Regions from separate parts of the Mus musculus genome. Here all the other regions are linked to region 1. The links are chromatin loops, found by intact Hi-C in ENCODE. Cell type or tissue: left cerebral cortex. All regions are shown on one strand. Each heading gives the region's core, and the rest is flanking DNA. Links, peaks and the distances in the headings are about the cores only.

Region 1 (4,313 bases), core at 55-4,054:
ATTTTAAGTTTAACATTTCTCATCCTTTGAACTCCCAAAGATTCCAATTGGGAAAAGGAATGTGTTGCTGCCCTCCGGTTGGACTAACCTCACCAACAAAGAACAGAGCATGTACACACACAAAAAGCACTGCAGCAGCAGCGGCGGTCTTTTTAACAGACCGCAATTCCCGCTGAGCAACCAGGGATCCTCAAGGGAACCGCCCCCGCCCCCCTTTCCTAAAACTCAGGAGTCAAGAAAGTCAGTTCACTGGACCCAAACAACCAAAGATAGCTCTTGACCTCTTACACATCAGAGAAGTAGCCACATACTGTACAATTCATCCGTGTTTAAGGAAACTAAAAATAAATAAATAAATAAATAAATAAATAGATAAAATGTTTTACGAATCTTTTGTAAGGGAGTAATATGGAAAGCTATACTGCTATACTTTATTCCTTTTGTTTTCTGCCAACAAATATTCTTTAGCTGCTTTTGCTAAGTACCCACGCTTGGTATCTTAGTGGCGCTTTGGTTCAAAACTTCATTTTGTTTACCCAAGAACAAGACAAAAAAATATGCACAGCATAACCAGTAACTTTGTTAAAATGTCACACCCAGACCAAGCACGAAACTTTCAAGGAGACTTGGGAAATTGGTGTTGGTCTGATTAAACAAGATCCCAGTGAGGCCAATTCCAAACAAGAATGCTTTAGCACTCCTAAAAATCACCTCACAAGAGGCCACCCCGCGCCTTTACTCTCAGGGTGCCCTTTCAATTCACCATCGTCCGGGTGCTGGACAGAAGCCCAGTGAAACTAACGCAGACCTTCAAAGATCTCACCTGGTGCTGAGATCCAGAACGCGGTCACTATCAACATATGCCATTTTAAAACCGGGCCTCGCAGTTACTGCCACATCCTGAAGTGGCTTTAGACTTTGTCATGTCTAAAACAACGCCTCTCGCAGCACCAGAGAAAAGCAATATCTTCGCGCACCTATGCAGGTCTCCCCGGGTCACAGATTCTGTGAGTGACACTATTCCACAAACCCAGGTGCGGGTGACCAAGGGACGCGCCAGAGTGGAGGGCTCGCGGCGTCTCCAAGGCTCCCCCGCCCCGCCTGCAACTCAGCCCTAACTGGACGGAAGAAACCCCGCCTCCTTCCTGCCTCTGGCTCCCACCATTGGCTTACCGGTACCCGGCAGGTCAGTTCCTGCCTTCCATTGGCTCACTGCCCCATCAGTCAGGCACAGCCAGATTCGGGTCGGTGGGAGGGGAAGGAGTCGGAGGAGGTGGAGTGGGAGTGGGATTAGAGGACGAGGTGGCGGAGGAGGGTGCTCGAGCTCAGGCTCGGGTTTGGGAAAGTTTCCCCTGCCAGTGACAGGCCCTCTAGGCTTGAGGCCCAACGTCACTCCCGGAGAGTAAGGGGCTCGGGTCCCCGATTCCCGCCCCTCAGTCCGCAGGCCCCGGAAGCCACTTGGGGGAGGGGAAAGGGAGGGACCATGGAAGCAGGGACCGAGCCACCCCCGAGCGCGGCCGCGGCGCCTCCAGGACTCCCCCAGGGGCGGGGTGCGGGCACTCCAGCCCGCGGCGCCGACCCTGGACGCCTCCCCGGGAGCCTCCAGGGGCCCGGAGAGGAGGGTCCCCGGCCCAGGGCGTGACCGGGGCGCGAGGGCCGCCAGGACCCCTCCCGCTTCCCGCGGGGGGCCCCCGAGGGCCTGTCCCTGCAGGGGCCGCAGAAGGGGTACGGAAGAGGGGGCGCTGGCGAGCCAACCCGGAACCTCCTGGCCCGCAGCCCGCCTCCCGCCCCCGGCCGCGGCCCCAGCGCGCCTCCGGCACACATGCCCGCACCCAGAAAGTTAAGTCAGGGGCGAGCCCGGCGCGGCGCCGCCACCGCCGCCGCCGCCCGACCCCGGCTCCCCGCCCCCACCGCGGCCCGGCCTGCGCGGCCCGAGCGCTACCGCCCCGAAGCCACCCAAGCCCGAGGCCCCCCAGACGCCCGAGCCCCCGCCGCCGCCCCTGCCGGCCGCGTCACCTTCACACACCCCCGGCACTTCCCAGGTCCTGCCTCCCCTCGGCCGGCTCCCACCCGTGCAGCAGTGGCCGCACGCCTCCCGGGAAGAAAGCACCGGCCGCGACTGCGCCCGCCGGCCCGGGCTTCCCCCGCCTGCCCGGGCTGCGCCGCGCAGCCTCGAGGGGGCCGGAGCAGGGGCCCGCGGCACAACCGCCGCTTCCCAGCCTGGTGCTCACCTCTCGGCCGGCGCCGCGGGCTGCAGCCTCCACCCGCCTCGCGCTCCAGGGCTCGTCTCCCGAGCTCTCTCGCCCGGCGCCCGAGCGCCTCCTTTCTCTCCCGGGGACTCGGCGTCTTCCCGCCCTCCCCCCTCCCCCCGGGAGCCGAGTCCCCGGCTCGGCCGCGCCTCGAGGATGGGCGTCGCGGGCTCCGCACGCCTGGGCAGCGGTGCCCGCACACAACAACAGCCTGCCCGGCCGGCCGGCGCGCGGCTCCGCCGGGCTGCGCGCACCAAGGGCAGCGGCCCGGGTGGGAATGCGGCGCCCCCCGCCCGCCGCCCGTGAGCCCCCAGGGGAGGCGCGCTTACCAATGTGGCCGTCACGCCGTCAGGTGCGGGCTGCCGTCGGCGCTGACCTCCGCCGCCGCCGCGGGAGCCCAGGCTGCGGCCGCCATGTTCCCGTGTTAATAACTGCTGCCTGGTTGTTTATTTCAATGGAGATCCTCCCCCAGCTCCCTCCTCCTCCTCCCCCTCCTCCTCCGCGGCTCTGCACTTGCGGAGAGAGACACAGACCGCGCGAGCTCGCGAGCAGGGGAGGGGGCTCGGGCACGGGGCTGGCCCGCCCTCCGCCTCCCCGCCGCCTCCGAGCGAACGCTGTCACCGCTCAGGGGACCGGGCGGAAACTTGCGTCCCGCGCCCCCGAGCGTGGGCCCGGGAACACCGGGGCTACCCCACCCGCGGGGTCCTCAGCATCTCCCTGGCTGGCGAGACTTCAGAGCTCGGGGAGTTGGACAAGATGGGTGGCTGTGGTCTAGGGACCGTGACCTATGGGTGACTGGAAGTGAAGGGAGAGTCAACAGAGGACTCCATGCGAGGGCAAAGGGCAATGCCCAAAAGAAAGCTAAAAAGGGGGACTGGCCCGGGCCTGGGGGTGGAGGCCAAGGGACTGCCGCGCCTCCGACGGCAGGGACGCTGCGGCGAGAAGGTCGCGGAAAACCTAGTCCCAGAGGTGCCTCCCGCGCGCGCTCAGGCAGGGCCCGGTAGCCGGCAGCCTGCACCCCTCGGGCGCACCTCTGCACCCAGACGCTGTTCCGGGGCGCACTCCTTGGCCACCATGTCCCCTCGGTTTTTTCGTGGATACGCCTCCCCAATTGCTGTCCCTGAGGTCTCTGGAGGGGATAGAGGGGCGTGACCGCGGGAGGCGAACTTACCGGGGTACCACCCCGGGATTGCCTGACAAAGCAAAGGCTGCTCAGTATTTAGAAAGACCGAGGGGAGTGTTCTCCGCACGCAGTGAGACAACAAAAGTTTTGTTTTGTTTTTTAATTGGGGAATCCATTATCAAATCCTCAATGGAGTATTGGGATTAAGGAGACGTGGAGGAGTTTTCACGTTTAAATGTTGTTTGGTTTTTAACTGGAAAAGCAACTTCTTTTCCATTTAGATATAATTAGTTGAAAGAAATGAGCAACATTTGTTTGCTTAACGGAAGTTATCAAAATATGACAGGAACACGTTTCCTTATTTTAACTCTTATGAAAGGTCACTTGCCATAGACAATAAGTGTTTATTGAACTGTAACGACTTGGCACTGCATTAAGTGATTCACACACACTCCAAATTTTAATCCTCAAACCTTACGAAGTAATTGCTATTTTTATACCTCATAAAACATTGAAACCTAAAGAAGTAATTTTTGTAGAGTTACACAGTAAGCAAGGTGGGCAAGATTTGAGCCCAGGTCCATTAATTGCAAAACATGCTTTTTGATCGTATTTTTTTTTTAGCTCCAGTTTATTATGACAAAGAAAAAGAAAAGTATATGCCTACTTGGCTATAGCTAGAAAATATTTAGAAAGCTGTAACAAATGTTAACATTGGTGAGTGGAATCGGAAGGAGGTCTGCAATAGGCTACTTCACGTTTTTCAGGGAAGTGTCTGCTGTTTGGAATGATTGGTTTTGACCACCTGTTAGTAAATTTTAAGGATTTTTTTTTTAATTAGCTAGAATAAATTATGTTCCCCGAAGACTCAAAAGCCTTCAGCAGCTTAGGGACAGAACAAGGAGATACAGAGTGTCCCTCTGATCTGTCCTCCTCCACTC
Region 2 (4,313 bases), core at 124-4,123, 78 kb before region 1:
GAATCAACTCAGGTACCCACCTGTACAAGCAGATAAAACGGTACTGTACTATTCACACATAAAGAAACAAGACCTACTGATTGCTGAGAACAAATACCAATGGCTCTGCTGTAACTTTTACATGAATTATTTTAATTACTTCTCACAAATAGGTTAGTGCCAGTAAACGGTGTTCACGTTAAATCAGAAGAACGAAAGCCCTCCCTGCTTCCCTGGCTCTCCCCTACTTCCTTCTCCACTCAGAAAGCGCAGCTGAGCACCACAAAGATGCTTTGCCACGTGCAGCCTAACCCAGCCGCCAGCAGCTGCCTAGCAAGGAGCTGCACCTTATCACCCGAACAAGACTGCCCAATTGCTTATGCCAACAAAAGCAAGGAAACTAGAAGATATAACATCACATTACAACAGAGGTGAAGGAACACGGAGAAGGCTCTGACAAAGAATTTATCAGACACAGGATATGGTATTTAAAAAGAAAGTGAAACCATTCTGAAACTTGAAGTAGAAAGCAAGCACTGGAAAATAACCTAGCATCATTCTCTTCTTCCTTCAAACCAGAGGTTGCTGGGATGCAAACTGCGCATAAATGTCCCATATATCCTGGCTAGATGTTAGTTCCCTCCCATACCTTACATGAGAATGCAAAGTGACCCACAGGTAAATCTGCTAAGTCCTAAGGTGGTGGTTCTCAACCTGTGGGTCATGACCATTCGAAAACACATTATTTCTGACAGTTTTAGGGACCCCCAACCATAAATTTGTTTTTATTGCTGCTTCTTATCTGTAATTTTGCAAATGAGCAGTCTCTCATATCTTAACAGTTCCTAAGGCCGTTGGAAATATGTGTCTGCTAATGGTTGTGACTTACAGGTTGAGAACTGTTGTCACCTGGAACAACCAACAGTCACTTCAGTCTCAGCCTTGCATTTGCCCTTACTAAATATTGATGCTTGATATCAAGCTCTGGGGGACAAAGGTCTCTATAAGGTTAAGTACAGAAAGCAAGTAAGATTGGAAATCCGGCACATGCATGCACTAATGCGGTGCCTGGGAAGAGGGTGGAAATGATGTAAGTACACCGCACATGTGTGACACTCTCAAGAAAAAAAAAGTGCACACTGAAAAAGTGCAACAGAGCCATCTGCGAAGAGCCCATTTCAATCCCTGTGGACCTGGATTTAGTGGCCTGGCCTTATATCATAGGTTCCACTGACAATCAAGGGCGAGAGTGACACAAAGAACTCTGTTGCTTTTCATAGAAGCTACTATAAGCTAAAATGTCCCCATTATTCACAAAAAATAGACATGACTATAAAATGGGGGTTTTAAAACATCATTCATGTACGGTTGTTTTTCAAAAACTTTACTGACACACCAAATTTAGGCCAAAGTGGTACCTTCATGCTGTGCCCTAAAGCATAATAAAGAACAGAGATGCTACAGTTTAAACAAGTGTGGGGCGGGGGTGGGGGCAGGGGCGGGGGGGGGGGAACGATACCTTCTACAATGCTAGATTTTATTGAGTAAAGGTTTGTCTTTTCTTGTTAGGTGTGACCCACACTTTTGTGTTGTTAACTGATCTCCCTGAGCTCTAGGGACCATCTGTAAAGGCACATGAGATGACAGTACCAGGGCACCACACCACTGGTCTATCAAGCAAAGGCACCCACTTCACAAATGCCGGGACCTCTTTGGGAGACTCTAGCTCTCCAGGGCAAATTCACAATGAGCAAACATCCTCTGTGCTCAACACCCTCCAATCCACCAAGAACAACAAGTACTATGGGCAGGCAGCCACAAACCACAGAAGGAAGACAGCAAACTATCTTTAAGCCCTACAGATTGAAGTATGTATTCACCTGAATAAGTGGCAGTTATGGTAATGTCACTCGCAAGGTCAAGTGTTACAGAAGAACATGATCCCTGAATGGAACCATTGGAGACTATAGATGGCAAGGACCTTGGCCACTTCTTCCCTGGATACAAGAGGCTAAATGCCCTCCCATGAAACTGGGCAGCTTTGGCAAAGAGCAGGAACTGGTGAACCTCACACATTCACTTGAGAGCCCTGTGTCAGTGTCCTGAGTTATCTATGGTTCCCGGTGGCACTCTGTTGAGGTTATGGAAGGCAGTAAGTCACGGAGGCCATGTCCAAAACTATGGGAACAGCCAAGCCAGGCCCAGCTGTTCGATGTGGTCTACTCTGTCCAAGTTCCTAACAGAGACACAACCGAGTAACAACCAGCAAACTGTATATATAGTAATTCAGTAAGGGTTTTAAAGTTAAAAACAAAGCAAAACAAAACAAAACAAAACAAATGAACAAACAAAAAACCCCACATTTCTCAAGATCAGAGAGGAGCCAGCCAGAATGGCATCAAGCACAAAAAGGCCCACAGTGACTAGTGACCACTTATCTGTCCTTTATTTCCAAAGGCAGGCTCTGGGAATCTGTGGGTGTTTATCACTTTGCACGAGACTGTATCCACACATACCCTACAACTCACTTCCCACACGTCTAATGTCTTAGTAGCACAGTGACTGTGTACTGCCTGCTGCTTCTGCTTCTGCTTCTGCCAATGGCTGTCTGGGGCTACAACTCACTGCTCTGCCCAGATCATAGAAGAACCACACCTCATAGCAGCAGCCTGGAGAAGATCCCAGCGCTAAGTCTAAAGTGAGCTTGCTGTTCAGTGCCTAATGGCACTTTCACACTGCCATAACACCTAAAACTCAAGGGCAACAACTACTTCAAGTCTTGGACCCTATACAATAACTAAAACTTTTTCAGTGCTGCAGTTGAAGAGATGGCTCAGCAATTTCAGAGCACATACTGTTTTCATACCTGAGTTCAATTCGCAGCTCCGACACCAGGGTGCTTACAGCCACTTGTAAGTTCAACCTCAGAATCCTATATCCCTCTGACGTCTGCAGGCATAGGATGCCGCCCCCACCCCACCCCCCCCACACACACACACAATTTCAGAACACCTGGCTTTAAAAATTTTAAATTTGGGGCTGGAGGGATGGCTCAACTGTTAAAGGCTAGGTTCACAACCAAAAGATTATAAGAAACTTAAATTTGAAGAATGCTTCATGATGTCTTCCTGTATATTTTAATTTTTCCTCCCTCACAAAAATAGCTAGCCATGAGGAGCATAATTAAGAAATCAACCAAATTTGTCCAAGTCGTAAAACCTAGAGCAGTCTCAGTGTCACCCGAGTCTGAGTGCCTCCACGAGAAGGAGGTGAAGGCAGCACCGGCATCCACAGAAGGTCTGCAGGTTACCCAGGCCATAGTTAGCTCTCCTGGATGGTATAATGTTTGGGTTCTCGTTTCAGACGGGAAATTCAAGGCACGCGTAACTAATCCCCTTCACGTTTTCGTCACTGAGTATGGCCGAGAGACACGTCTAAGATGCATTCTAGACCAGCTATAGGACTGCCCTGCTTTACTGCAGCTGTGACTCCAGGACATGGGGTGGGAAACAGGCGAGCAGTGAGCTGCTGCTTTTTCGGGGATTTATGTCTGTCTAGGTGTGTGTGCAGTTTAAACACACTATGCCAGTGGCTAAAATAATTCTAACTGCTTCTTTTATTAAAGAAGCACAATGTAACCTTTCATAATACTATTCTCTAGGTCCTAAAATTAGTCAAACTTCTTCTATTTGTAGCTTTCTCTCTTCAAATGTCATATGATACCAAAGGGAACACAAATAAGAGTCAATATTCAACAAAGTATTTTTAAACCTAAGAAAACTGCTTGATCCCATGTTGTGAAAGAACAAAACAGTCATCAGGTAAGCACGGTGTCCAAGATCGCTGGCTGTGGAGCTCTACACTTGTCTCTTTTCTTTCTTTTCCTAATCGTCCCTCTAAATCCCCTGCAAAGAGACAGCCTCTTGCCAGCCAAGTCACTCAGGCTGGTTTGCCTTCCTCTTATCATTTCGCTTAAAGCACAACACTTGCTACTATGTCAACTTCCTTTTTAAAATAAGAAAAAATTCACAATGCTAACTATTAGCTCATCAATACTTTGTTCAAAAATACTGAAAAAGTCAAAACAATAGCCTTCAAGTATGAAAAGTAACACGTGGACCTGCTGAGATGGCTCAGCCATTATAATATGGGAGGCACCAGGCCTTACTACCTGAGTTTGATCCCTGGGACCCAAATAGAGGAAGGAGAAAAACTACTCTCTGTAGCAGCCCTGACTTCCACATAAGTGCCATGGCTCCAGTGTGCACATGGGGACACACACACACACACACACACACACACACACACGCATGTGCACACACACTAAGACTTAG
Region 3 (4,313 bases), core at 258-4,257, 290 kb after region 1:
GAAGACTGTTATATACCCTGGAAAAGACTATTGAGTAAGGGCATTTTAATGTCAGGGTAGGTCTACCAGGGTTTTAGTGAACTGTGATGTCTACAAATTGACCAGAACAAAGGACAAAGGACAGCTAAAGCTGTCAGTACTCCAAGAAGCAAACAAAAGCAAAAATTAAGAGAAAAAAAATGTAAGCAAATATTCAGTAAGGATTCACTATGCCACTTCTGCTGTCCAAGGCTTGGGGCTGGGAATATGAAAATAAACCTTGGCTCATCTTCCATTACAGTGGGATAACCAAGTAGAGAGAGACAGTGGATTTCATACATTACAGACCTTAAACTTAAAACCAAAAACCAAAAACTACAGTTGAGATAAACACCACAAAACCTACAGTGCATTACAATATTGTCTAAGAGGTCAGGGCTAACTTCCACAAGGAACTGACATTTTACGTGAGCTCTAAAGAGTGAGTGAAGTGGAAAAAATCGGAAGAGAACTTAAAGTCTGGAGGGCGAAATATGCCTCATCTGGGACACTAGGAAGGCTGCATGGCTGGGCCAGAGGGTGAACAAGATGGCTGCCTTTGGGAGAATGGGCTGAGGGATAAAAGCAGAGGCAGGTAACCCAGTTAGGAGGTTAGTGCAGACATCTATGCAAGAACTGAATGGGTTAATAGAAGTCAAAACCACATTGCCAAGATGGCTTGGATGTGTGCCAGGAGGAGAAAAATGTTAAGGAGTGTTTAAGCGTTTTGTTTGCTCAAATACAGTGATGGTTCTGTTTATAAGATCAACTCAGGAAGGCCTGTGCTTCACTTTAGTAGGGTTCAGTCTGAAGAGCACAGGTAATGGGGGAGAGTTAAGAAAACACACACACACACACATACACACTCACTTGCACACACACATACGCATGCATGACACACAACTGTAACTGAATAGCATGAAGTTAGGATTGCATTTAGAGAAGTACAAAACTCTGATAAAGATGGAGAATGAGAGACCAGCAGCTAGAGAGGATGTTGTGTCAGCAAGGAGGGATTGGCCAATGAGCCCCAAAGTTAGCAGAAACAGAAGTGTAAAAATGAGTTCAATGATATAGTGCCACCTATCATCTTAGACCTTTTTGTGATGCGGAGCAGTGGACACAAGTCTTGAACATCTGCTTTGGACCCAGTTAATATTTGTTTCTAATCACCCTTTAGTTTGAGTAGCATCATCTGCACGTTAATTATTTTACCATTACTTACTACCTAAAGAGCCTATAAAAATAAAACTATTACTTAAGTACAATATATGATTCCAGTGAACATTTGTGCTTAGCAACTGTTCATCTTAGTAACTTCTTCATCCAGTTTGCATAGAAACCAGCCATCTATTTTAACCCTCGAAGAAAAGCAGGCTGTGTTGAATGTCCTGGAACCATACAGCAAACTCCAGCAGGGCATTCTCCAGGGTTATTCAGACTATTTGCAATTTCCGGCTTAGGTGCTGACTTCAGAATGGGTTTAAAGTGGCACATCGAAGAGATTGTCCTGGGCTCAGACCATACTCTAGAGGTTAGGCACTCTGCTGCTAAAAGCATGCCGGAAGCCTAAAGGTCCCGTACTTTCCCCTGGCCTGATTCACTCTGGGCTAAACCTTTTATGTCTACTTTTAGAGTCCGATGCTTGTAAATATCCTTTACTCTAGAAGAGTTAATATAATAGAGACTTTAAACGCAAACAAGATATGCTTGTCATACACGATTAGTAGAAAAAGCAAGAGTTAGTTTCTCCTACCCACAGGCTGGGTTGCTCTGTCGGGTTTAGACTCCGGTTGAACTAGAAGCAAATTCTGCCCTCTACTGTAAGAGACTGGATTTAGTATAGTCAATTGCTTACAGTAAACTTTTAAGGGCCTAGTTATATGACCCAACCAAGCCTGAAAGTGGCTATGTAGCCTAGGATGGCCTCGTACTGGGGGCGACCTCCTGCCTCTGCGTTCCAAACACTGGATTTCAAGTGTGCACTAACACACAGGCTACGGTAAACTCACTCGGTCACCACCTGCGGGCAGCGAGACAGCAAGTAAACTGTGAGTCAGACTTGGGAAGCCTGTGCTTTTCTTACACCCTCTGTCCTCCGCAGAGCTCGGGGACGCGCTGGGGGCTAGCCTGGCCTCTCGCTGCCTCCCTGCCACGTGACTGCGTGAGCTGCGGGGGCTCGGGGGTGGCGTTTACCTGCTGCCGGTCCCCACCAGGTACGTGTTGGTGCCTTGCAGGGTCATGGGACCCGGGTTGCAGCCCAACACGCGCACCACCCGACTGGACAGCTGCTCGATGCGCTGCAGAGCGGCAGCCATCTCTCTATCTACCTCGGTGACCGCCGGCACCCGAATTCCAAGTCACTCAGCGTGCTGCGACCTCAGGCTCGGAGGGCAGGGCGGCGGTCTCGTGACGTCAGGCCCGGCGCGGATCACGTGGGACTTCGCTCAGTGGCCCGGAGCGGATTGGCGGCCACTATCTTACGACTTGCTGGCACGCCCGTCAGCCAAGTGACGGGGGTGGGGTGGAGGGATGAGTTCGCGGTGACTGTGGCATGAGGTGGCCTGACCCGCCCGCACTGGCCTCAGCCGGCTCCGTCGCTGAGCTTCTTGTGTCTCTGAGCCTTGTTTCCAAGTAGCTTTACATATCCATAAAGAAGAATGCAGTTACTTCATTGAAGTTAACCTCCAGAAGTGGGGGAGGGAAGGTCACAAGCTAGGCAGGTATGGGGAGTATTTACTGAGTCACCAACTTAGGAAGGAATGGCAGGCTGGTGATTTGAAGAATAGCTTACCTTTTACAATAAATGATGGCAACCAATGCTTACTTGTACCTGTGTGCGTCTAGCCAAGGGCCACCTCCGAACATTACTTTTTAATCCTCAACAACAGGAAAAAAAAAAAAAAGTAAAGAAAAGAAAGAAAGAAAATAAAAGCGACTGTGCATATCTGCAGAGGCCAGAAGACAATTTGACAATTTCAGGTGACTCAGGAACTGTGCATACCCTTCACCAGTGTTGACTTGCCACCCAGGCCAGACTGGCCAGCGGTTGACAGCCCCAGAGATTCCCATGTCTCCATCTCCCCAGTACAGGCATTATAAAAATGAGACACCATGCCCCACATTTTTACATAGGTTCTGGGGGATCAGCCTCTGCTTGTCGTGCTTATAAGGCAATCACTTTAATAACTGATCTATCGCCCCAAACCCCATTAGTTATCTACTCTTAAAATCCCACGTAGTTCTTAACTCTTTTTTTTTTTTTTTCGAGACAGGGTTTCTCTGTGTAGCCCTGGCTGTCCTGGAACTCACTTTGTAGACCAGGCTGGCCTTGAACTCAGAAATATGCCTGCCTCTGCCTCCCAAGTGCTGGGATTAAAGGCGTGCGCCACCACCACCCGGCAGTTCTTAACTCTTAACAGGCACAATTTCCCCCCATTTTATAAATGTAAATTGGAGTTTGGGAGAGCCAAGCTCTGCTTCCACTTGTTTTACATGAGCACATGGTGCTATCTGCGCAGAGTGGAGGGGCTTGTTTATCTCCTCTCTATCCTACCCTTGCCAAGGGAAATAGGTTGGTTTAGTGTCCAAGGTGAAAGTGATATAATTGCTCTGTCTTTTCCAATTTTCTCTGCCTTTCCCAATCAGCAAGTATTAAGCATTGCTTCCCACTTTAAAATTTTTAGTTATAAGTTACTTATAAGAAAATGCACAGATCCTAAGATATCCATCAAATTATGATGAATATATACCACAAAAGAGATGTAGAGTGTATTCACTACCTTAGCCTACTCCTTTTAGGAATATGGCTCCTCCAGCAAATGCTGAGGCACACAACCAAGACTGAATTCACTATGTAGAAGAAAAACCTGGGTGGACAGTCTGGGACAACCCAGTAAGGCTGTCTTTCTCTGTGAAGTATGCGACTGCATGCTTACTTGAGTGGAGTCTAGTGCATGGATATATGTTGGTCTGCGTCCGCTGGGCATGGCCTCTTGGAGAGTTTGACTGTGTCTACAGCTGGTGGGATGGGTGCAGTGCTGTAGGGAAGCACCAAGACACAGCTTCAGGGGTGGGAAACCACAGTCTGAGATGTGGGAAAGCTGGAACTGGTTCTGGGGTCCCTGGGCCTGCGATGAGGCCAGGGCTGTGGGTTTCTCAGACTTTTGGACATACATCCAGGCACAGCTGAGAATCAATCACAGAAGAGCCAAGAACAGATTTGGAGGCCCACAGAGTTGGGACCAGTGTCTAATCCAGGGGTGGGGGTGGGGGAGGAGAAAGGGGAGCTCTGG
Region 4 (4,313 bases), core at 73-4,072, 130 kb after region 1:
TGCAGGTGAGATAAGATACGATAATAGGCTGTGAGGTATCAACAGCTGCCTTCTGGACTCTGTAAAGTCTGCTATTGCTATGGGAAAGAGATGGAATGGTCTCTTTATTACCATATAGAAGGAAAGTTAAAGAACTGAGGGAAGTAAACTGATTTTCCTGCCCAGTGTGCATTCCATCAACAGCTATAACACACAGCTGGTCCCATCTAAAGTGCCACTTTAATGCCCCCTTGTGCACTGCATGCTGTATGGCTCCTTCTGCTAGCAATAGGAATAAAACCATGCAATCTGAATTTGAATTGAACATAAATAAGTCTTTGGTTTTGAGTTCAAATCTACTGTGTGACTATACTGACTCATCACTTCTGATGGACAGTTGTGGATCCCCCTGCTTTCTGGTTGTCACGATGACCATTTGTTTATACACACACACACACACACACACACACACACAGAGCTTTCTTGTGTACATACATAGACTAATACTGCTTGAGCATGTAGCAATTTTGTACATTTTGAGGAATGCCACATGGTTTTTCAACATGGCTGCTAGAGTTTATATTTGTGTGAGCTGTGTGTAAAGGTTCCAGTTTTCACATTATGGTATTCACCTGTTGCTGTCACAGACCAAAGAGTGAGTGTAAGTGTTCATAGAAAAGAAGGTGCTAGTCCCAGTGTAACAGGGAAGAATGGTTTGTGTCTGTTAAGGTGTTTTGCAAAGGTTAATATCACAGAAGGCTTTTCTGCTAAATCCAGGGCTTTGGAAATCAACAGTCAGGTCTGAAAATGTCTGGAAGCTGGGAGACCTGAGTTCAAATGCATTTCCCCCTTTCCTTCCCTCCCTCCCTCCCTCTCTCCCTCCCTCCTTCCTTTCTTTCCTCCCATCCTTTCCTTCCTCCCTTCCTTTCCTTCCTCCCTTCCTTTCCTTCCTCCCTTCCTTTCCTTCCTCCCTTCCTTTCCTCCCCTCTCCCTCCCTCCCTCCTTCCTTTCTTTCCTCCCTCTCTCCCTCCCTCCCTTTCCTTCCTCCCTTCCTTTCCTTCCTCCCTTCCTTTCCTCCCCTCTCCCTCCCTCCCTTCCTCCCTCCCTCCTTCCTTTCTTTCCTCCCTCTCTCCCTCCCTCCCTTTCCTTCCTCCCTTCCTTTCCTTTCCTCCCCTCTCCCTCCCTCCCTCCCTTCCTCCCTCCCTCCTTCCTTTCTTTCCTCCCTCTCTCCCTCCCTCCCTTCCTTTCCTTCCTCCCTTCCTTTCCTCCCCTCTTCCTCCCTCCCTTTCCTTCCTCCCTTCCTTTCCTCCCCTCTCCCTCCCTCCATCCCTCCCTCCCTCCTTCCTTTCTTTCCTCCCTCTCTCCCTCCTTCCCTCCCTCCCTCCCTCCCTCCCTCCCCCCTCCCTCCCTCCTTCCTTCCTCTGTGCAGCCCCAACTGTCCTGGGACTTACTCTCAGACCAGTCTGGTCTCCAGATCCGCCTGACTTTGCCTCCCAAGAGATTAAAGTTATTCGCTCCCATATCCAGGATGGTGCTTTCTTGGAATATTGTTACCAATTTCCTCTAACAGACATTTTCAAACCTGACTGTTGATTTCCCAGGATTTAGCAAGAAAAACCTTCTGTGATTAACCTTTGCAAAATACCTCAACAGACACAAACTATTCTTTCCCGTTCGTTGGGACTAGCTTCTTACTCTGGTCATACTCAGACATGTAACTGTCAAACATGGAATCCATTCTGAACATCATTTTCCTGTGAGTCCTTTCTCCAACGTCAGAATAAGTTAAAAGAATTTTTGCGTGCAGAACTCATCATGAATGACTTCTCTGTGTCACCATATTTGTGAGGAAAATTTGTCTTTAAAAGTTTCCCTCAGTGCTGGGAGGGAGAAGTTCTGTACGCCTCTTTGACATTCCACATCAAAGAGTAATGATCGTCACAGTGGGGAGTATAAGCAGCGGGGCAGGGCTCTGTGCTAATAGTTTTCTACAAACTGTTTTCCCTTCTAATACCTGAAATAATGATTTAAATGTTTTAAGAGTGATGTATAATGTTTTGTTAAGAAACTATATTACCACAATATACATAGCATGTAAAATAGATGATACTACTATTCATTATATGTGGTTATGTTTCTTCATAAAGTTATAAAGTGTATATGAGGAAATGAGAATTATATGTAACATGCTCAAAACCTGTCTGTATTGCCGAATTTGAGAGTGTGCTATGTAGGAGAGAGTTAGGTTTTCACAAAGCACGCACTGCACTAACACAGCTAATAATAATAGACATCTGTTTCCTAAATCTCATCAATATAAAACTTTCTTAGTGTGGGAAGAGTTGAGAAGGAAAGTCTTTACAGAAATTATTATGGTTTTATTTATCTTTTGGGGGGTATGCATGCTGTGGCACTTGTGTGGAGGCTGGAGGACAAGCTGTGGGACTCAGTTTACTCCTTCCATCTTAACGGGTCACAGGAATCAAACTCGGGGTGCCAGGCTTGACAGCAAGCACTTTTACCCACTGTGCCATCTCACCAGCCCCTGGGAAGGCCATGCCTTAGGGCGCAGCTTCAGCACTGCCCTCTGCTGGCTTTCTGTGCTGCTTTGTTTCATCAGCAAAGCTGATCTTGCTGCGTTTCATCAACATGAGCCAGGGAACACTGATCTTCCTCCACTTTCTCAGCATGTCAAAGAAAACCAGCTACCTTCATTTGCTTGCTGTGTACCCAGGTCGACACCAGGTGCTTATCTGCTTTGGTGACATAATCCAGCCAAAGACTAAGGACCACTTAGATTAGGCGGGACTGGGTTCAATTGTGAGTAGCCGAAACTTAAAGCAATAATTATTAAACTAGAGAGGATTTTTCTTATGTGTGTGAGCCTCTGGAGGAAAGCAGAGAACTGTTTTCAACCTATGCCACAACACCCTTTCTGTCTTGTTGCTGAAGGGCAATAAGCAAGAAAGAGAAAGAAAAATTGCTGGAGCATCAGGCATGCTGATTAAGATCTGTAGTCCGCAGTACTCAGAAAGCTGAGGCAGGAGGACGGCTTGAGTATACCAGTTTGGGGCCAGGCTGTGTAACAGAGCAAGATCCTGTCTCTTTAAATAAAAATTAATAAATAAAATTGAAAATGTATTTGCTTTGTTAGAAAGCTTTCTATGGCATGCTTTTTTTCTTTAATCTCATTGGTCACATAAGTGTGCATAAGAAGAGGGCTATGTAACCAGCTAAAGGCTTTAGGACCTAAAACCTTGGAGCGAGGACAGCAACACATATTTGGAGTAACTAGATTTCTTCCATGCTACTTAACAATAGCCCTGTTTCCTAAGTTCTAACCTGAGCCCTACAAGTTTTAAAGTCCCCCAACATTGCTTGGTTGATAAATGAGAGTATTTAAGACAACATCTGTCTGTCTGACAGGAGCAAGCAGGGTAGGAGTACTCATAATTTCTTTTAGAGACTGAATATGTTGCCTTGATCATCATCTCAGCCAGCTACTACAATGAAATGTACACTGACCAACACACTACATGCATTTTGTTTAGCTCACCAGACCATTTGTGTGAATCTGCATGGGATCATGGCTGAATTTTGCTTGGAGATTGTCAAGGTGCTGGCTGGCCTTATGGATAATGTGACATTGCTCTGCCTGGCCCCTCATTTTCCTCAGGCTGCCCTTGAACCTGAACAGCTCTTGTGATATAGCAGAGGTCCAGGAAAAAGGTCCATATCACAAGAGGCTTTTTGTTGTTGTGTTTAAAGAAGGGTCTTATTATGTAGTCCAAGCTGGCTTCAAATCTATGATTTCCCTGCCTCTGCTTCTTGTGACTTGGGCTTATAGATGTGTACTTACATACCTGTTTTTATATATATATATATATATATATAATCTTGCTGAGGTTCACAGTTACTTGTACATCATTGTGCTGGTTGAAGTAAGATGGGTCGATTCCATGACAGGCTTCAAATTGGCAGTTCAGGAGACTAGGCATAAGAACTGGGCAAGTCCAGGCAAGCCCAGGCAGCTTCAGGCAACTAGTCAGAAATTACCCTGTCATCAGAAGCGGCCCTGAAGCAAGGGCAATGGGTCAGCAACCCAGACCTCCCCAGCAACAGCCGTAGCTGGTAATGGTTCCGGAATGTCCCTAGAGATGGAGCAAGATAAAAGTCACATACCCTAGAATTCCCCTAAGGTGTTTTAAATCTGGCCTGCAAGCTCTCTTGGTTGTCTTCATCTTGGAATAAGAGCCCCAGCATGCTGAACTTCTGCAAAATAAAGCGCTCCTTGCTTTTGCATACTATTTGAGTCTGGGGTATCATTCTTCCGC
Region 5 (4,313 bases), core at 185-4,184, 200 kb after region 1:
GAAAGAGATAAAGGCCAATGTAGACGAGCTGACGAGGGATATCTTCCTGCAAATACAAGGACACATCGTAGGTGAGCAACACGGCCAGCACTCTCACTTTTAATGCCACAAGCCACATGCGTTTCTTACATCCAGGTGACTTGGCATCTTGGCCCTCCCTTTCTGGTAGTCACCTGACCGAGACAGTAATGAGAGAAAGTGCCATCGCCGAAATCTACACTCTCAAGCACTTAATTCCCCAATATGCTAACGAAGCATCAGCAGGCCTTCATACAAGACAAGTTAGCTCAACTCTGCATCAAAAGCCTAAAAACAGCACCAAGGGGGGAAAAAAAAAGCAGCGAGGAGGCATATGAGAACCCAGGGAACCCCCAGCCGGAGAGCATGTGGCCCAGGTAAGAATAAGGCCAATTAGAAACAGCCCATCTGGGAAATGACTGCTTCAGGGCACTGCACCAGGGCCAGCTCCCTAGGGCTCCCCAGTCACCTTGGGAGTACCTCAACGAGGAGGCTGACAACCACTCTTGTCTGGCCCCTGGTCTCTGCTGTGGGGAAAAGGAAGGAACCAAGAAAGCTGGGTAGAACTGGCTTTCTGAGAAGGGGCTCACAGAAGCAGCTTGCTGGTTACTCACGAGTAGGCCACCTGCCTGAAGACGGCTCATCACAGCTGTGGAAACTGCAGAGTAGTCTGACACAGCTGGGAGAAGCAGTGTGCTGTGTTCTCAGCACATTCTCTCCTGTTGCTCTATGGTTTTGTTAGGAGTATTACCTTTCTCTACCAGAAGCCACAGTGAGATTTTGCTTACGATTAACACACAAAATACTTATAACAATGAGTCATTTAATAAGTGTTTCAGAGAAAGTTCTGTGGTGTGATTCTGGGTGTGTGCTTCCATGCCTGGCTATTATATTCTCAATACTTATAATAGCTTATACAAGAAGGAATTCGTGGACTGGCATAAAATGTGGATATTTTCATTTTTGTGGAAAATCTAACTGGTATGTTTAAATTATGAATTCCAAAACTTCTACTTCTTCTTCCAGGATATTTTTATTAAAGAGCTCTTGTAAATTCTATTTTCATAAGAAAACACTTCTTGACAACACAAGCTTTATTACAAATGATGACATGTGAGCCTATGAAACGTAAAGATTCCCCTATAGTCCAACTCAAACTGAGTTTAAAAAGCTCTCATAGCACAGGGATAATATACATTGATTACTCTGAGTGATAATAAATGTCTGTGAAAGGCACACAAGGCTTAAGAAACTTGCGTCACTGCCACCTTAAAATCCTTACCCAGGTCTAAGGATAGACTCAGAAAGCCTTAGGAAATCAGAAGGGAGCCTGTAGTGGGGAGCAGCCGAGACTAGAGAGGGGTGACCAGCTGCCAACAAGCAGGGCTGGGAAAAAATTTCTTTTCTTTCTTTTTTTTTTGGTTTTTTTGAGACAGGGTTTCTCTGTGTATAGCCCTGACTATCCTGGAACTCACTTTGTAGACCGGGCTGGCCTCGGGCTGGCCTCGAACTCAGAAATTCACCTGCCTCTGCCTCCCGCTGGGTGCTGGGATTAAAGGTGTGCCCCACCACATGGCGCACAAATGGGAAAACATTTCTGAGCACTTGACATAACAATCAATTCTATTATCTGTAATCAAAGCTAATTTGATGACCAGCAACAAAACATTTGACCATTTCTAGAGTTTCTTAAAACTGCCAAGTTCAAACTAGCTAAGGAAGGACTCCTCTCTGAGATGGAGCTTCATGTTATTTTGCCCAAACCACCCTCCCACCTCAGCCTCTTCAGTACTGGCACTGTGGTTACTCACGGCAAGGCCTGACTACCAAGTGGCAGTTCCAATCTTCTCCTGGGCTACAAGGAGATGTGCTGACACTGAAGGTCCATGACTTAAACATTCCCATTCAGGACACTAAACACTGCCTCCACCGCAGCTCAGCTCTTCCCCCGTCCTCACTCCTCTGCCAGTCAGACTGCTGCCAAACAGTCACTGCGCTAAGTTTCTTGCAGTAAAGATTTCTCCCCAAAATACATTTCATAGAGTAAATTTTAAGAACCGATTTAACACATATGCAGCTGTTACTTTCAAATTATGCTAATTACTTGAAACAGTTACTTTCAACTGTCACGTGTAAGTGTTAAAAATAGTTTCGGTTAAGTTCTAAGTTATGCAAATTATCCCATAAAAATGAGAGCACACTTGTGGAGACATGCCATCTGGCAGGAACTGATAAGAGCGAGCTTTAGGAGATAAATGAACAACTGCTTTGAAAAGTCCCGTTACACTCGCCAGGGTCAGTGCACAAGGGATAGACTTGGATTAGTAATGAAACCCAAAGGTATTGTGCCCATGGGTATGCAAATTCCTAAAGAAAGCTTACAGTAGCTGAGCCACGTCCAGGAGCCGAGCATCAAGAAACTATGATTCTCTCAAGACTGTTGTCCAACAAGTACACCAATGTTCCCTAAATCTCTGTCCAATCCATAGACGGTGGCACACAGGTAATCCTATCCTATCCACAAATGGTGGCACACATTTAATCCTATCCTATCCACAAATGAGGGCACACACACCTATCACTTCCCCTCAGTCAGGAAAGACCGAGGAAGGAAGATCAGGAGCTACAAGCCAGACTGGGGCTACACAGAAAAACCATCTTTAAAGATGTGTGTGTGTGTGTGTATCTTCTATATAAAAGAGTAGTTGTTAATGTCACAGGGTAAGGGGCACAGAACATGGCCAGTGTCACTACGAAGTAAGACTGTGTTGGTACTTAACGTCTTTACCAGTGGCCGGCAGCTCCTATTTTGCACAGCACAGCCCGAGACCCAGGTTCCACACAAGGAGCTCACCAGACAGGGAAGAGCTGCAGGAAACTGTGGGTCTAATCAATTTTCAGACATTCCAAAACCGAGTGCCCTCACCTTACCTTATCTGATCAACTGCAAAAGCGTTCCTCTCTCTGGCATGCGCCAGAGTACGTGGCTTCTCCCTCGGAGCTGTTTGCTAAGCCTGGCAGAACAGAGGGCAAAGGGCCTATCTGCACTACAGGCTTGTAAAGACTATCTGTGCACTTTGGGAGGGAAGAGAGAAATCTGTCTGTCAGTAAATGGATGTCATAATGCCACTTAGGAAAACTTCTCGAAGACCAAACCTTCTACCCGTGGCAAACGTGGATAAGCAAGCATACAACCAACAAAAAGTAAAATGAACCCGTGTGCAGCTGTAACTTCCGCTCAGTTGTTAATCAATGACAGAAACTGTCTCGTCTGGACCCCAAGCCGTTTATCCTTCCCTGACATTACTTTCAAGTACATCCTAAATTATTATTAAACTATTATTAAACTAGAGCTACACAAAAATAAAGATATTTGATTAATTTATTGCGGGGTGGGGGAGGTAATCCTGAGAGAAGAAGTTAAGCGTGAAGTATAAGGCAAAGTGTACAGAACGGAGAGGGGAGATTACAGAGGGGAGTGCGCCCTCCCCCCATCTTCCCCCCATCCACCCCCACCCCCTCCCCCCACGCCCCTCCCCCCCACCCCCGCAGGCAGGCAGGCAGGCGCTCGCAGCTGGGCAGCTTCTGAGGAGCCAGGGGAAGGAACAGTAGCAGTTACAGTAGCTGTCGGCAGGGCAGGCCAGATTCTTAAGGGGGCACGGAGCGCCCCAGTAGTTTATGTACTTCTCCGGGCACAGGCCTCTCCCACAGGCTAAAAGATGCCTGCTCCACCCACCCACCTCAGGAAGGGTAAAATCTTAACTGCCATCTACTTTTTTGTCAACACAGATTTCTTCTTTTAGACTTATATATTGAACTGCTAGTTGAAACCCAACTAGTTACTGGTGAAATAAATTGCTAGAAGAAAACCAGTAAGAGGAAACTAACACCATTCTTAAAGATCTTGGTTAAGTTTTAATTTAAATTACCACTAATTTAAAAACGAGCAATCAGCATGCTAAAACAGAATCAGAAGTGCTTTTTTTTTTTTTTTTTTTAAAGAAATAGTTGAGAGTTTTAGGTTTCGAAGGGGGAGGGGGGTTGAGAACACAGAAATAGAGCTCAGACCAAGGGCACATGCACACTCAGACCGTTTGTTTGCTTTTGCTTTCTTTCTTTCTTTTTTTTATGTTTTCAAGACAGGGTTTCTGTGTAGCTCTGGCTGTACTGGAACTCACCCTGTAGACCAGGCTGGCCTCAAAGGCAGAGATCCACCTGCCTCTGTCTCCCGAGTGCTGGGATTAAAGGCCTGCACCACCACTGCCCAGCGACAAGACAATTCTTTAAAGTTAAAA
Region 6 (4,313 bases), core at 140-4,139, 60 kb before region 1:
TCCATTATTCCAGAAACTCAAGATACACACTGCCTTGATTACAGCAGCATAAAAGTGACTAATAACCTGGATTACACTGACTATATAGTTCAATAAACTAAGTAATTTAGGAGGAGTCACATCCTCTAACAACATATATAGTAATCTTCACAGTAAGTTCTTCCCTAACAGGTAGGCCCCAAATATTCATACAAACATTAATAATTCAGCCCACATCAATGAAGGCACTATAAGCCAAAGATGGATGGAGCTCACAGATTTAATGGTATGAAAAAAGCTGGACACAAAAACAGTGTCGCCCTGATTCTATTTTTATGAAGCTAAAAGCCTGATTTAAAAAATGTCATCCTTGGGGGGCAGAGACACAAATCTATAGAGAAGAATGTCGAGGTGGTGGTTGTCTTTGGGAGGGAGAAGAGGGAATTTTGAGCATTAGCAATGCCCCGAGTGTACATGGGCAGCACTGTCCACTTACTCCAGTAACTATGGGAATAGTCATCTGCATGGCATCCATCGTCACTCAGTGACTTTCGGACTTGAGCAGGATAATGCAGTAGCTACACCTGACTCTCTTCCTCTGCATGTCAAGGATGGCACTTGTGAAACAGCGCTGACAGTAAGACTGTAAAGCACACAGTGTGTATGTGTTCTTTCCTAGGATGTTATTGCACCACACAAGGAGTGTGGAGACGGGACATCTGAATGCCGGCAGTAAGAAGCAACAGCTGACAACTATGAGCAAAAATCAGGAACAGAAACACAGGCTTTGGACAAGTCTGATGTCTCAGAGCAAAATGCTCAACACAGCAACAAAAGCCATAGGTGTGTTTCCTCACGTCACAAGAAAAAAAAAATCACCTTGTGTAATCTTAAAAGGCTTGAACACAACACATTTAGGAACAAACCTCACCTTTGAAGTGCTTTTAAGAGCGACTCTCACTCAGAAGAGGGGGTTCTCTCCAGTTACTCAGAAGACAGCTGTGCAGAACAGACAAAAGGCTAGCAGCTGCTGTGGCAAACACCCGTGAATGCCACTACTCCAGAGACTGAGGCAGGAGGATCACAAGCTCCAGGCCAGTCTGGGCTACATGATGAGAAAATAATACAGTAGTTTTTCTCTATCTCTACTCTTAATTAGTGACTCTGTTTGAAAGGTTCTCTGACGTAAGGACCCTCAGCACAGAAAAGAAGTTTTAAGATAAACAGGGGTTTACAGGGGTGCCCACACTGGAAAGCTTTTAGCTACAGAAGGCAAAGTCTGGGTTCACAATTTCAACTATGTGTTCTCTACAAATGCTGTTTATGAATCTTTAGATAATAGTTCAAACTAAAACTACTGAGATCTCTTAAGAGAACAACAACAACAACAACAACAACAAAAACCACAAAACGTCTAACATGACTGAGCAATAATAAGCCTTTAGAAGGTCAGAAGCCCCTGAGACGACAGAGAAGCACAACAAAGGACCAGGACAGGACTTTTTAGTCTCCATCTTAACACCCACTTTTATGTCTCTGGGTCCTGATAGAATACAAATCTTACAAAAACAAAGTCCGAGTCATTTGCAAACCTGGTTAGTCAACTCCAGCTCAGACATTATGCAAGGCAGTCTCCTTTTTACACGTGTCTACGGCTTACACAGCGAGAGCAGCCGAGGTGACAGAGCCGTCGCCATTGTGGCACTTTGTGCCAACCATTCAGAGCTATACTTAAAGGCCCTGAGCTGCCCACTGTCTGAAGAACCACAGTAGACTCAGCCTTGGCCACGTGCCCCTGAAGCCCCAGCTCAGCATTACCTGGGCTGTCTGGCTTCTGCTTCCGGTTCAGTCTTTCCGAGGAATCCCTCTCCTACTGGCCCTGAGCTTCCAGGCCTGTGCATGACTTAAACTTTACTTTTAAATGCAATACTCTCATTATTGAGTAAAGTGGCAACCAAATATTGTGAACAAAATAAAAGCCTTGTGATGGACTGGAGTCCTGGCCAAGGTGTTGAGATTCTCACAGACAGGGTTAACCATGGTTTAAACAGCAAGCCATGTCTTTCAAGACACACAACAGACTACAAGCCCCTCATGGGCAACTCTCCTTTAGTCTTTGTTTTTTGTTTTTGTTGTTTTTGATACTTTATTCTTTTTAATGACAGGGAGTTTGGGTGGAATGAGCACATGAATGAGGGTGCCCATGAAGTCCAAGAGAGGGCATCAAATTTCCTGAACTGGAGTGACAACAGGCACTTATGAGACCCCTGCCATGGTGCTAGGATCCAAACGTGGTCCTCGAGGAGAGCAGTGAGGGCTCTAACCACTGAGGCATTGCTCTAGCTCCATTCTTTTATGAAAAAGGAATGTCTCCTGATCTCCTATAAGACTTCAGAGAGCTCATCTTAGGAAAAGCAGGGGCTCAGCAAGGACCTGTAAACCCACAGCTTTTCCCAAACAGAAGCTGCCACCCACAAGAACTACAATTACAGAGGCTGGGGAGAAGCCAACACAATTGCTTAGAGCAAAAGCAGGGCAGAGTGCTCGTGATTCAAAACGTTTCAATGTCTAGGAAGTTAAGGGTCCAAGTTTTCAGCAAGACAACTACACTATGATTTCAGGGCATCCGTGCCAAGTTCTGTCCACTGTGAATTCAAATGGCTACAGTACAAGCAGGTTTCAAACTATGCTTAATAACTAAAAGAAAACCAACATTTGACTAGTCAGGACATTACATTACAGGATGCATGTATTTCTAAGTCTGTGTACAATAACGGTCTTAAGGAAACTTCTTCCCAAGCAACTCCTAACTCCATGAAGGTGGGTCTTCCTCTGTGGACGTTGACAAAGTCTGCCAAAACCCCTGTGACTATCTGAGACACAAATTCTGTAGCTGGTGAGGTGAACATTGTGTAAGTGAATGAGTGCACAAGGCATGTCACTATTTAAGCATATTTACCATATAATATGTATATCAAATTAAAGTTTCCCCTAGAAATAGCTCAAAGTGGCTGCACCCTTACTGTCTTCATTGATGGCTCAGAGCCTATTTAATCTTGAAAGCTCAAACTCCAGGAGTTCACAGTTCAGCAGCCACATGCTTCTTCAACCGTGGAGGGAGCTGTTTCGTACACCTGAGGCCTCACACAGTGGAGGTGAAAAACACATTCTTTTTACGACAAAGAACAGTGCCTGTGCCTTAATCATTAGCCTAAGTCGTCAGAGTACTTGTGTGGGCTACATGCCTCACTTCACAAAGACTCAGCTCAATAGCTGCTCTAAAACCCTCGGCTGGCCCAGAGCAGAGACCCAACCCTGTTTCCACTTCACCCTACCCCCAACTCACCCGGAGCTAGCAGCATCATTTCACAAAGTGATGGCTGGACAATGCTTTTTACAGGTGCTTACATGCCATATTTAAAGGACTTTATATTTGCAGAAAGAATTAACTTAAATCAGAACTCAACCAAGTCCATAATAACCTGAAATTCTCACACATCTACTGATGTGCTTGGAGGGGTGCTGGGACATGGAGACAGCACACAGCAGCTTCAGTCTCAGCCTCAGCTGCAGGCGCTTTCCACTCTGACGCTCCAGAATGGAGCACTGAGCAATGCTGGCCGTGGGCCTTTTCCTCTCTAACACCTACCGCTGCCCGGCTCAGCATCACTGTATCGACCTGCTGTATTTCAGCCTCCTCCAGAAACTGCTGGGCAACTACAGATGACAGTTTACAAAAAAAGCTTACATACTCTAACCTTCCGAGTGTGTAGTGCACACCCGTGTGCAGAGGCATGGAAGCTGGAAAGGCCTGGCATCTCTGTGGTCTTGTAACAGAGCCAGGACATGCTGGTGATCACCATCCAGAGCTTGCCACCTCTGTCTCCTCACCACAGAGCCCCATCATGCTCTAGCAGAGATGTTCCAGCATAAGGGAGGCTGTGGCAGCTTGCCTGAAGGTATAGAGGGACATGGATGGGTGGGTCACAGCCCTGGGAAGTGCTCTGTACAAGCAGCACACATGCTAACTGTCCCTGTCCCCCCTTGCACCCTATCTATGTCAGCTCAGTGTTCTCACTTCTCATGTGTGAGTCCTGACCTGTCCAGTGGCTTCCTATCTACACAATCTGCACTATCCACTGCTAGCCATCAAATATGAACGTAGTCCCCATCATGCCAATCCTGCCTGGAAAGATGGTTCAACTATTAAAAGTCAGGTTCACAGCCAACCGTCGTGTCTGATGCACTGACAACTTTTGGTGGCTCTTGATGGTAAGGCTGGTGTTGTTGTTGTTGTTGTTGTTGTTGTTTTCACCTCTTGCTTCTTAGGACAG
Region 7 (4,313 bases), core at 85-4,084, 120 kb before region 1:
CTGAATAGATTAACATGGGAAAATAGATTCATTCAAAGACACAAAACAAGACTTTGCATGTCAGGGCTGTGCTGCCCCAGGGAATCCTTCTGCTGTACGCTTAAGTCTCACCACTCCCTTCCACAGAGGACTCAGCTGCTAGGTCATTCCCAGAACCTGTCTGTGGTTTCTCACTTCCCTCTAGGTTGCTAGCATTCCAGGTGGTCTCTGTGATCAAATGGAGCTGGAGTGGGGGGGGGGGTCCTCCAGGATACTACAGTCTGGGTAGCTTGCTGCAGGGATGCAGGTTGCCACAGGGATGCAGGGTGAACGTGCAGACAGCAGTAGCTGCCTTTTCTTACTGCTTTAGCCACTCCTCCCATAAGCCACCAGCGCTCCTTGTCCTTGGTAGGATTAAGGCATGAGTTCTGTTTGAAAAGTGGTTTGCTAGTAAAGCCAGCCTTTCCCAGTCAGGGAAGGTACCAGATTGGACTGTTCCAGGCTACCTGTCCACTCAGCATTATTCCTCTCTGGAATCTTTATGCTCCACATTCCCAACACTTCCTAGAGAGCAGCTGGCAGGACAAGGAGACTGGGTGTGGAGTCAGACTGCAGACTGCCATTGCTGAGGAGGACACTGGCCAGCCCAGAGGCCAGATGGAGTCTTTCCTCTGTTGTACCTGGAAGACCCGGCCACAGCAACACCCATCATGCTGAACCACCAAAGAGCATTATTGTGGTTGAATTACATTTCCCCCTTTGGACATGGCCAATCTCATTAGAAAAGCGCCTCCTTCTTTACAGATTAACTTGTCCCTCATAATGGTTACATTAGGTTACAACTAGCGGGAGTGAGGGGTGGGAGTGGGGCACACAGGGTGCTAACAGTGCACAATGTGTTGCTCTATTGTTCTCATAGGACCACGTGAAGTGGATAGCAACACTCCTCCCAGTTTACAGAGAAGTGAAGTCATTACCAAGCCTCACTGCGTAGGTTCAAATCCAGAACTGCTCTTATACGCTGCACAGAGATCTCGGTGGCTTGCACTCCTGCCTGGCATGGAAGAGGAAAGCAGCCAGGCCCTGTGCATATGGTGGCTGGTACTTCCTCTGAAACCAAAGTGAGCTCAGGCATCCCCTAGAATTCTAGAGATGACAAAACTAAACCTCAGTGAGTGAGGCCTATTCAACACTTCACAGCCAGTGAGACTGGAGTGAGCACAGGCTCTGCCACTGTCCTTCTTCAATCCTCTCAACAGCCAAGACAACATGACTGCTCTCTTCTATGCTGCAGCGGGGGAAAACGGGGCTTTGAAGATGTTGGAAGTTCAGTTAGGATCAGGCTAGCAAGAACAGAAGTTAAACACACACCAAGCGAACCCCAAACTCGGGTCTTCCTTATAAAGGTTGACTGGACTCTACAGATTATGTTTGGAGGGCACTGAGTGACAAAGGACAGATGTGCAGATACCATCATTTCCATGTATTGATCAATCAAGACTTGCTGCATGTGTGCACTGCAGAGGATTTGCACACAGTGAAGTCTTGGCCCTCTGACATGACCATCTAGAGATAGTAAGATGCTTGAACACAAGCTTCAACACCAGCAGAAAAGGCAGCTGAGTGTGTGTGTGTGTGAGAGAGAGTGTGTGTGTGTGTCTGTGTGTGAGAGAGTGTGTGTGTGAGAGAGAGTGTGTGTGTGTGTCTGTGTGTGAGAGAGAGAGTGTGTGTGTGTGAGAGTGTGTGTGTGTGTCTGAGAGTGTGTGTGTGTGTGAGAGAGTGTGTGTGTGTGAGAGAGAGAGTGTGTGTGTGTGTGTGAGAGAGAGAGTATGTGTGTGTGTGAGAGAGAGTGTGTGTGTGTGTGTGTGTGTGTGTGAGAGAGAGAGAGAGAGAGAATGTGTGTGTGTGTGTGTGTGTGCATGCACGCCTTCTCCCGTCCAGACCAGCAGCATGGTTCTAGCCACAGCACACCCATCTCACCCAGCCAATTTATTCTACTGGCTCCTGGAGAACCACAGAGTGAGCAGGGCTCCAAGTCACGCCAAGCCAGCTCGGTCAGAACTGTAGCCTGTCTTCAGGCTCTCTCCTCCCTCACCTTTGCCTCTGTGACCCTGAGCCTCACAATTCTTCCTGCTCTAAAGCCACTCCTTGAAATCAGCACGCAGATGGCTGACGTTTCAGTGATAGTGTCTAGGCAAATGAGGCCCCTACATTTGTAGCTTCGGGTATCACCGTAAGTTCCAGTGCCCACTTCCAGCCTCTCACCCACATTTCTCTCCCTCACTGGAAGTGTCCAAAATAGATCTCCTTACATGTCTATGGAACCTTCTGGTGCCTGCTGCTCCCCACTCTATCAACTGACAATTTCTTACAAACCCTTTCCTCCTTCAACTGTGAAGCCTACCCACTTCCAGAACTTTGGATCTGTTTAAGACTGTTGCTCCTCGGATGTCCCAGATTTCCTTCTCTTCAATGCTTCTCACAAAGCCACCTCCCACAGCAGCAGGGTCTTCTCGCTGAACGCAGTGCTATCTTCAGTCTTCCCCCTCCTGGGCCTCTGTGTGGACCAGCACGTCCAGTGCTGTTACTTTGGTTTAACTTGTAGTTGTCTCATATCCTTCAAGTGTAACCGAGGACAGAAATGGCCAGAGGATACAGTGCTAATTTCCCTGCAGTTCACCACACACTGCAGGAGCGCAAGTGCTTTTTCTCACTGTCAAAGCAAACAGGGGCTGCACTGAGGAAGCTGTGCACTCTTCGTTTTCCAGCCAGATCCATCAAACAGTCCCTGTGCTGTGTTGTCTGAGATCAGCCTGGTCTGGCCCACTAACTGTTCATGCTTTCTATCTGCTTCCACTATAATGACCTCTGTGAGAGCCAAAGTCTTAATTACTGTGCCTAAGAGTTCCATAAAATAACATTTCTCTAACTTGTAAGCCCCTTGCTCAAGGGCAGATACTTCCTCAAATGCTAGAGGCTATTGTTTAGGGAGGATAACAAGCCCCATGTTTTGACTTCCCTAAACAAGTCTGTTTGAGCCAATTGAAGTCAATGTGCTTGATCACATGTACGTAAGATGTATGCTTGCCCCTGATTGGATGGACGCAGGAGATACACAAGCAGGAAGTATGTCAGGATACATGCTTGCCCCCAGTTGGACCTGGTGGGAAAACACGGCCTTATGGGTTTTTAAGCCTCTGCAAAATGTGACTCATCAACATTTTCTAGGAACCCAGGAGTAGACCTTGCCAGGGGCCATCATCCTGGTCAGTATTTGTTTAAAGCTTGCTTCAAATTTGGTTCGACATTGTGGTAGTACTCCTACTCTCGCCTGGTGGGATTAAGAGCTTACCCCGCAGTCTTTCTAAGGCTTATCATCTCCATGCCCACCATCTGAGGAGTTCTCTCTAAATCACAGCCCTTTCCTCAGGCCTCAGCAGCCAAGGAGAAAAACTGTGGCTTTCTCTGTATCAGCCTGCTATTATCTACGGATGTATCTTACCCTCGGTAGACTGCAGACATGGCCGTGACCAGCACAGTGAGGGTGAGTCTGATGTCAGAGTCTCTTGTTTTTATTCGTCTTTGTATTCTGACAGCAACACAAGAGATATGACTCAAACCTGACAGCAGTCACAGCATTTTATTACAGAGTCTTCAAGTTTTCTTAAGGAATGATTACCTATTGTAAAAGAAATGAGAGAAAGGGGCTATCTGTAACCTCTTAAATGAAAAAAATAATTATATAGAGATTTTGTACATAAATTCTGCTATAGTTTAAATATACAAAACTAGGAATAGAATTTAGTCTTAGCTACTGACAACAAACTTCAGATTATGAGAAACACAGTGAAGCAATGACTGAGTAAGAGGCCATTACAGAGCTGGGCCCTTGCCCTGCTCACTGCAGTACAAACGTGCTTCAAAGCCTCACAGCTGAGAGGCCCCACACACAGAAAAACACACCAACGAGAAGAGAGGAGCCTGACCTGCTGTTACACACGAGTCAAAGACAGGGGGATGACAAGTAGACAGAAAACTCCTCCTCGGACGCCTCCCCTTAAACCCAATGTCTCAGTTACCATGAGGGGCTAGAACCTCACTCACCAAAGCAATCTATAAGAAAACCAAATGCCGGCCAGTATGCAGTAGCTTAGAAACCGCAGAGACATGGAAACTGCTCAGAAGGCCACAACAGGCAAGGTGATTTGGGTTCTTTGAGACATTTTACTGTGCAGCTATGCAGCTACTGTTGGAATCTCATAACCCTCTGCCTCAGCCCTCCCCCAGCTCTCACCAGTGCTGGGGCTGAGTATGTCTGCTCTCCGTATAGCTGC

Evidence for each region. Peaks named below come from ENCODE experiments on the same cell type or tissue, not always from the same donor. Only the 100,000 strongest peaks of a DNase experiment are listed, where the experiment ranks them.
Region 2: a loop joins it to region 1, with 2.1 times the contacts of the local background. A loop is called at or near these places in 5 of 42 quality-filtered maps.
Region 3: it touches region 1 in a loop (4-fold over the local background); 7 of 42 quality-filtered maps call a loop at or near these places.
Region 4: a loop joins it to region 1, with 2.0 times the contacts of the local background. A loop is called at or near these places in 9 of 42 quality-filtered maps.
Region 5: it touches region 1 in a loop (2.4-fold over the local background); 12 of 42 quality-filtered maps call a loop at or near these places.
Region 6: a loop joins it to region 1, with 2.1 times the contacts of the local background. A loop is called at or near these places in 4 of 42 quality-filtered maps.
Region 7: it touches region 1 in a loop (2.7-fold over the local background); 2 of 42 quality-filtered maps call a loop at or near these places.

What each region holds. Positions count from the first base shown.
Region 1 is chr1:13,371,360-13,375,672 of GRCm38, forward strand. It overlaps Ncoa2 (nuclear receptor coactivator 2), which reads right to left and starts at 2,724. Exons shown (of 23, transcript NM_008678.3): 1 at 2,579-2,724. In left cerebral cortex, for the core only: CTCF peaks have their summits at 1,700 and 3,206; DNase peaks (open chromatin) are centred at 1,198, 1,751, 2,054 and 2,753; H3K4me3 peaks cover 3,582 bases; H3K27ac peaks cover 2,477 bases.
Region 2 is chr1:13,293,171-13,297,483 of GRCm38, forward strand. All of the region lies in intron 1 of Ncoa2 (nuclear receptor coactivator 2), which reads right to left. Among named protein-coding and RNA genes, the nearest start is that of Gm23169, 39 kb to the right of the region's middle. In left cerebral cortex, for the core only: no CTCF peak of the experiment used is centred there; DNase peaks (open chromatin) are centred at 291 and 2,609; H3K4me3 peaks cover 263 bases.
Region 3 is chr1:13,658,115-13,662,427 of GRCm38, forward strand. It overlaps Lactb2 (lactamase, beta 2), which reads right to left and starts at 2,395. Exons shown (of 7, transcript NM_145381.2): 1 at 2,215-2,395. The coding sequence starts at 2,336. In left cerebral cortex, for the core only: a CTCF peak has its summit at 1,847 (motif pointing left); DNase peaks (open chromatin) are centred at 1,871, 2,061 and 2,462; H3K4me3 peaks cover 1,692 bases; H3K27ac peaks cover 1,032 bases.
Region 4 is chr1:13,498,107-13,502,419 of GRCm38, forward strand. No RefSeq gene overlaps it. Among named protein-coding and RNA genes, the nearest start is that of Gm39595, 78 kb to the left of the region's middle. In left cerebral cortex, for the core only: a CTCF peak has its summit at 2,571 (motif pointing left); a DNase peak (open chromatin) is centred at 2,563.
Region 5 is chr1:13,572,029-13,576,341 of GRCm38, forward strand. Tram1 (translocating chain-associating membrane protein 1) reads right to left here. Exons shown (of 11, transcript NM_028173.5): 7 at 1-46. Among named protein-coding and RNA genes, the nearest start is that of Tram1, 16 kb to the right of the region's middle. In left cerebral cortex, for the core only: no CTCF peak of the experiment used is centred there; DNase peaks (open chromatin) are centred at 2,039, 2,189 and 2,943.
Region 6 is chr1:13,311,081-13,315,393 of GRCm38, forward strand. The region is part of intron 1 of Ncoa2 (nuclear receptor coactivator 2); the gene reads right to left. Among named protein-coding and RNA genes, the nearest start is that of Gm23169, 21 kb to the right of the region's middle. In left cerebral cortex, for the core only: no CTCF peak of the experiment used is centred there; DNase peaks (open chromatin) are centred at 1,680, 2,463, 3,623 and 3,827; H3K27ac peaks cover 355 bases.
Region 7 is chr1:13,253,402-13,257,714 of GRCm38, forward strand. The region is part of intron 2 of Ncoa2 (nuclear receptor coactivator 2); the gene reads right to left. Among named protein-coding and RNA genes, the nearest start is that of Gm23169, 79 kb to the right of the region's middle. In left cerebral cortex, for the core only: no CTCF peak of the experiment used is centred there; DNase peaks (open chromatin) are centred at 2,275 and 3,178; H3K27ac peaks cover 264 bases.